2 separate regions of the Homo sapiens genome follow, and region 1 is linked to region 2. The links are chromatin contacts, found by POLR2A ChIA-PET in ENCODE. All regions are on one chromosome and are shown on one strand. Each heading gives the region's core, a stretch centred on a gene start or an enhancer-like site at or near the end of the contact. The rest is flanking DNA. Distances are from core to core; before and after follow the strand shown.

Region 1 (2,700 bases), core at 56-2,555, 100 kb after region 2:
TATTACAAAGAATTCCAGAATACTTTCCACCCAGATAACCTAAATGTTAGTGTCTTACATAACACAGTACAATGATCAGACCTGGAAATTAACACTGATACAATATTATTATCTATTTTACAAGTCTTAAATTTTGCCAGTTATCTCACTAATATATATATTTTTCTGGTCCAGTGTCTTTTATCCCAGATCACATATTGCAATTAGTTGTCACATCTCCTCAGTCTCATTTAACCTGGAACAGTTAGAGGCTTGGCTTTTTAAAGGAACATCACCACTAGCTGATGTCCAGATAGTTGAACATCAGGAGAGCATCCTATCTCTGTTCCCATCTTGCAGTGTATCTGGGAACTGTTGTCACTATCCTCCCTTCATCTAGGTAATAATTCATACATTTCCATAATCAAACCACTTAAGTTTCTCTCTCTGCATCTTCTAAAGCCTCTCTGACATATATTCAATCTCAGTTTTGTAGATTTCCTTGTAATACATCTATTGCTTTTGAACATTGTATCTTCTACCCTATCTACTCACATCATATATTCTTCCTTATACAGTTTGTTATCTGTATTGTAGTTGTTGGTTTAAAGACATTTGAGGCCATAATATGATCTTACTAGACATTCCGAGCTGTGACCTCTCACCTCCAGCAACAGCACCAGTTACATTGACCCTCTTTCAGATATTGGGCAGTGATTTGTGGGAGTGGAGATTATGGTTGGATTAGCTTCAATTTTTTTTTTCTTTGTGGGAAATGCAATTTGCAAAAGAAAGTTCTTATAAGAGTGAGACTTTGTTCATTTGAAGAATGATGGAGCTGGCTTTTCTGTCAATTTCTGCAGCTTTTTCTTATTCTCCAAAAACCAGAAAGTGGTAATATTTGTTAGTGATCAAATCAAAGATGATATTTAAAAACACATGTTGACAGGAGGACCTAGAGGCATTATGAGTATTAGAAAGTCTGCAAATTAGGTTGTTTGCTTTGTGGTGAGGTGTGAAACAGGATATGCATTTTTGAAAATGTATCTTTGGATTTGCTGAACTGGGCTCAAATGTGGTCAAATTGAGAGAGCTTATGATGCCAGTTTTACTGCATTCTTTTTAGTTGTGTTCCCCAAAATCCTGCCCCATGACCTTTACCAGAACAAGTAAACACATCCTAAAAACAAAGTTATGTTCTAGTATGGTTTTAAAAGTCTTCCCTTTTGGTTATTTGGAAAATAGTGCAAACGTGCGGTCTAGTGGTTATGGCCAAAGGCAGAGCAAAGGGAGTGCGGCCTTAGCCAGCCCCAGCCAGCTGCCATTGCTCCCACGCTCTGTGTGGTCTTGACCCAATGCCCAGAAAAGCAAGGTTCCCCACTTTCTACCTCTTTATTTTTAAAAGTAAAAAAAAAAAAAAAAAAAAAAAAGAGAGAGAGAGAGATGGGGTGGAGGGAGAAACTGAGCTGAGAGACCTCTCAGGTTAGAAATATGTCCTCTTGCAATTAACCATTGCTAGTTAGTTTTCACTATAAATCTAAAGAGAGCTTTATCTCAGCCAAACTAAGGAAATCATCAACATTCTTGGGGTAAATTGATGTGGACTTTTTGTTTGTTCATTTGGAGGGAGGGAGGGATGGTGGTGCTGCTGCCTAGCATTGAATATACTGGAGTACTTCTTAACTTAATCTCTTCTTATTACTACTTTGCTGAGATGAATGTCATCTTTCTCCTACAGTAGTTGTTGGCTATGCAAGGCATTTTGGATGGATACCAATACCCTTCTTTGGCAATTTCTCTGCCTAGTTCTTACCTCTGTGTGTTGTCATGCCAGGGAGATGTTGACCTGCTGAGGGCAGGGATTGATCCTGTCTGTTATAACCTTAAAATTTTTGTTAGGGTGCTTAGTAGAGTGCTGTGAAACATAATAAGCACCTATTACTCACTGAATTAACTTGGAGGCAATAAATTGAGTGGTTTTCTGTTAACTAGTCTATACTCAAGTTGATTTGTTGAATGTCTTGGGTTTTGTTCATTATTGGGCCACTCTGAATGGAAATCCATGAAGGCGAGGATCTTGACTTTCTTGTTCTTCACTATAATCCCAGAACCTAGAACAGCCCCTGGCCAAGATCGTTGAGTATACTGATTGAGAATCCATGTTCAATAAATATTTATTATTAAACTAGGTGCAGTGGTGTACGCCTGGAATCCCAGCTGCTCGGGAGTGTGAAGCGGGTGGATCACTTGAGCCCAGGAGTTTGAGGCTATAGTGTGCTGTGATTGCACCTGTGAATGGCCACTGCACTCCAGCCTGGGCAACATAATCATACCTTGTGTCTTAAACAAAACATTTTTTTTTGAATGAATGGATTTAAAAAAGAGAACCCAAGAGCATGTTTCCCTTTTCAGACGCGGGCTTTGATGCGGCACTTTAGACGTGGCACTTTCAAGCGATTCAGGATGCCTTTTCCTTTTCTTAGTAATTTTTAGTATATGGCAGAAACCATATACTAAATGTCACACCAGAGAAAGTCTCAGGTCAGAAGGCTTATTAGAGCCCAGGGATCAGGAATTGGTTGGGAAGTTTGTAACACTGTCTCTAGCACCAGCAGTAAAATTAGGATGGGTGTGCATGTGTGTATATATGAATATGTGTGCATATGTGAATATGTATATATATATGAGTATATATGACTATACGTACTTGTGTGTATTAAA
Region 2 (3,055 bases), core at 174-2,673:
AGAGATGATAACTGTCTCCTTCCATTGTTGTGGGGACTAAGTGAGTTAATATATAATAAGATACTTGACAAGTATCATTACATGTGAGCTAAAAGTGAGTTTTTTTTTTTTTTTTTTGAGACAGAGTCTTGCTCTATTCCCCAGGCTAGAGTGTAGTGGCACGATCTCGGCTCACTGCAACCTCCACTTCTGGGTTTGAGCGATTCTCATGCCTCAGCCTCCTGAGTAGCTGGGATTATAGGTACCCACCACCACACCTGGCTGATTTTTGTATTTTTAGTAGAGATGGGGTTTCGCCATATCGACCAGGCTGGTCTCAAACTCCTGACCTCAGGTGATCCGCCTGCCTCGGCCTCCCAGAGTGCTGGGATTACAGGTGTGAGCCACAGTGCCCAGTGCTTTATATTAGTCTTTCTCAGACATTCTTGTTTTCCATGAATGAGTTAGCAGTTTTAAAGCTTTTTTTTTTTTCTTTTTGAGGGTAGTGTCAAAGACTTTGAAATATGATGAAAGTTCAGGACAATTTCCCAAGAAAAAGCCTCTTTACCCAAAATTCATTTTCAATTTCAGAGGGTTCAGGGCCAGGACCTTCTAGAGCTCTTTGAGAACTCCAGAATAAGAACTCTTTTAGGCTGGGCGTAGTGGCTCACGTCTGTAATCCCAGCAGTTTGGGAGGCCAAGGCGGTGGATCACCTGAGGTCAGCAGTTTGAGACCAGCCTGGTCAACATGATGACATCCTGTCAATATAAAAATTAGCCGGGCCTGGTGGTGGGCTCCTATAATCCCAGCTACTTGGGAGGCGGAGGCAAGAGAATCGCTTGAATCTGGGAGGTGGAGGTTGCAGTGAGCCGAGATCACACCACTGCACTACAGCTGGGACAACAGAGTGAGACTGCGTCTCAAAAAAAAAAAAAAAAAGAACTCTTTTAATTGATTGTAGGATGGTAGCCCCCGTTTTGCAGGCTATTCCTCCCCTGCTCTCTGATGCCTGCTGAACTTAACTGAGACCAGCACGTGTGGAGGAGCCCTCTGTGAGGACTGGAGGGATGCACTTCCTTTTCGTCTTCTCCTCCGTTCGCTAGTGAGCAGACTCCTGATTTCTTGGCCTGTGTTGCTGCCCAGAACAAGCACCAGGAATATCCTGAGGAGCTGCAGCTCTTGAGGGAGGCTGCTACGAGAGCAGGGAAAATCAGTCTTTCTCTTCCTCAGTTGGGTTATTTCAGGGATGAGAGGAGAGGGAGCAGCAAAGACTCTGGGATTTTAGGAAGAACCAAGCTACTGTGTGTTGATCGTCTGTTCTGTACCAGGAACTGTGTCTAGGTGGTTTGCATTCATTATTTCTCATCCTTAGAAGAATGCTTCCGGGTGGGTATTTGTTATCACCCTGCTTCACAGATGAGGAAGCTGAGTCTCAGAGCAGTTAAGAATAGCAAATGTCCAAGGTGGGAGTCAGGTCAGCTCTCTGAAATCATGGAGGTCTTCTGTGCCATGCAGTTCCCCTAGATGGAGTCAGGCCTCTGGGGTAAAGGGTGACTTCACGCCCTTTGCTGATAAAGGAAATGCTTTTCCTTCTGGTGGCCAGACATCCGCAGTTACTGTCTTTGTTATGTGCTCTAGGTGGCCTTCTCAGTGCTGAACTGCAGACCCGTGTATTTTTAGAAAAGGAAGAGGCTTCTGTGTGTACTGTTTATGTACAGACACATATCAGCTTCTCAGTACTAAAATCAGCTAAAGCAGCTGAGTGTCAGCTCTGGCTGGTGTCCAGATAACTGGCGGCCCTGTCTTCTGGCTGGCAGGTCCTCACCATGATGGCTTCAGGGACATGACTGACCCCTCACATCTCTCTTCTTGATAGACTAAGCTCTGAGTCCCCACAGAGACCTGCCTCTACTTCCTCCCCAAGCTCAGCTCTTGGCTTGTCAGCAGTTGGTCAGGCTGCATCCTTTTCTTTTTTTCCATTTCCCTGCCTGCATTTTCTCCTTGTTTCCTCACCCACACTTCACTCACATGCCTTTTTTTCCCCTGTGAGACCAATCACGTTTTGATTTTTTTGTTGTTATGGTCAAAGAGGTTTATTTTGTGCACCGCAGTGAAACTGGCTACCTAAGGTATCCATGTGTGAAAGCCACGCATTAGTTTCAAGGGAGGGCAGTGTACTGCAGCGTTTGGGTCTCTGTATCACCATTGTCTGCTCACATTTATAGCTGACTCATGTTGAGTTATATGCCAGACGCTGGCTTTGTGTATTACCTGTTGGGCCACAGTTACCTGTGTGAGGGTGGTTCTGGTATTATCTCACGGGCCTGAGACCTTTCCAAGGTCACATGGCTGGAGTTGTATCCAAGCTCAGAGGGGTGCCGAGGTATATGTGTCGGGTGAGGAGGAGTCACCAGTGCATAGGTGGGAGGGTGGGGCATGCCACCTTTCGTGCCTGTCTCTTGCTCCCAGGGGAATGTCTTTTGGTGTGGCCCAGGTGAGCCAGAATTTCAGGTCTTTTTGAGGATTAGTCTGTTTGACCTTCTTCTCCTCTCTGGCAAAGAGGATTTGGATGGGATTTCCCTTCAGTGGGGATTTTATCTTAGTAAGGGCTGCAGAACTGGGCCTGCTGCTTCTAGGATGTGCTATGTCATTCCTGCTCACTCCTCTGCTGTGACCACCCCTGCCACTTCCCCTTTATACCCCAGAATGAAGACTGCATCTCATAGACATTTGGGAGCAAAAGAGACTTACATTTTGTGCTGTCCTGTGAGAATCTATATATAGGATGTTGAGTAACCACTTGTAAGACACTTTGGTATCTTATTTGAGTAGTTTGGCAGATGTCCTTTAGTCTTGTTTTCTCTTTCTTCATTCATTAATTCAATATGTATTGATTAGTATGCTTAAAGCATACATGTATGTGAATAACTCTCCCTTAAAGGAGGATACCATGGGGGGACAGTGAGATCCAGAACCACTCGGTGTGCTAAGGACTTTTCACGTCTTATCTCAGAACAACCTTATGAGGTGGGTAGGAAACCTAAGAAGGGGTCTGTGAAAAAATGGGTAGCGGGG

What was found. ChIA-PET counts read pairs that join two places held with the same protein, here RNA polymerase II (POLR2A).
Region 1: POLR2A ChIA-PET joins it to region 2 with 10 read pairs in activated CD4-positive, alpha-beta T cell. The contact joins two enhancer-like sites. POLR2A ChIA-PET finds 5 or more read pairs at or near these places in 3 of 52 experiments (CD4-positive, alpha-beta memory T cell, activated CD4-positive, alpha-beta T cell and activated T-cell).

The regions. Positions count from the first base shown.
Region 1 is chr5:142,945,711-142,948,410 of GRCh38, forward strand. The region is part of intron 11 of ARHGAP26 (Rho GTPase activating protein 26); the gene reads left to right. Among named protein-coding and RNA genes, the nearest start is that of ARHGAP26-AS1, 78 kb to the left of the region's middle. Within about 2 kb of position 1,306, at least 2 of the 41 ENCODE cell types and tissues checked have a DNase peak (open chromatin) inside an H3K27ac peak, as active enhancers do.
Region 2 is chr5:142,843,953-142,847,007 of GRCh38, forward strand. The region is part of intron 1 of ARHGAP26 (Rho GTPase activating protein 26); the gene reads left to right. Among named protein-coding and RNA genes, the nearest start is that of ARHGAP26-AS1, 23 kb to the right of the region's middle. Within about 2 kb of position 1,424, at least 18 of the 41 ENCODE cell types and tissues checked have a DNase peak (open chromatin) inside an H3K27ac peak, as active enhancers do.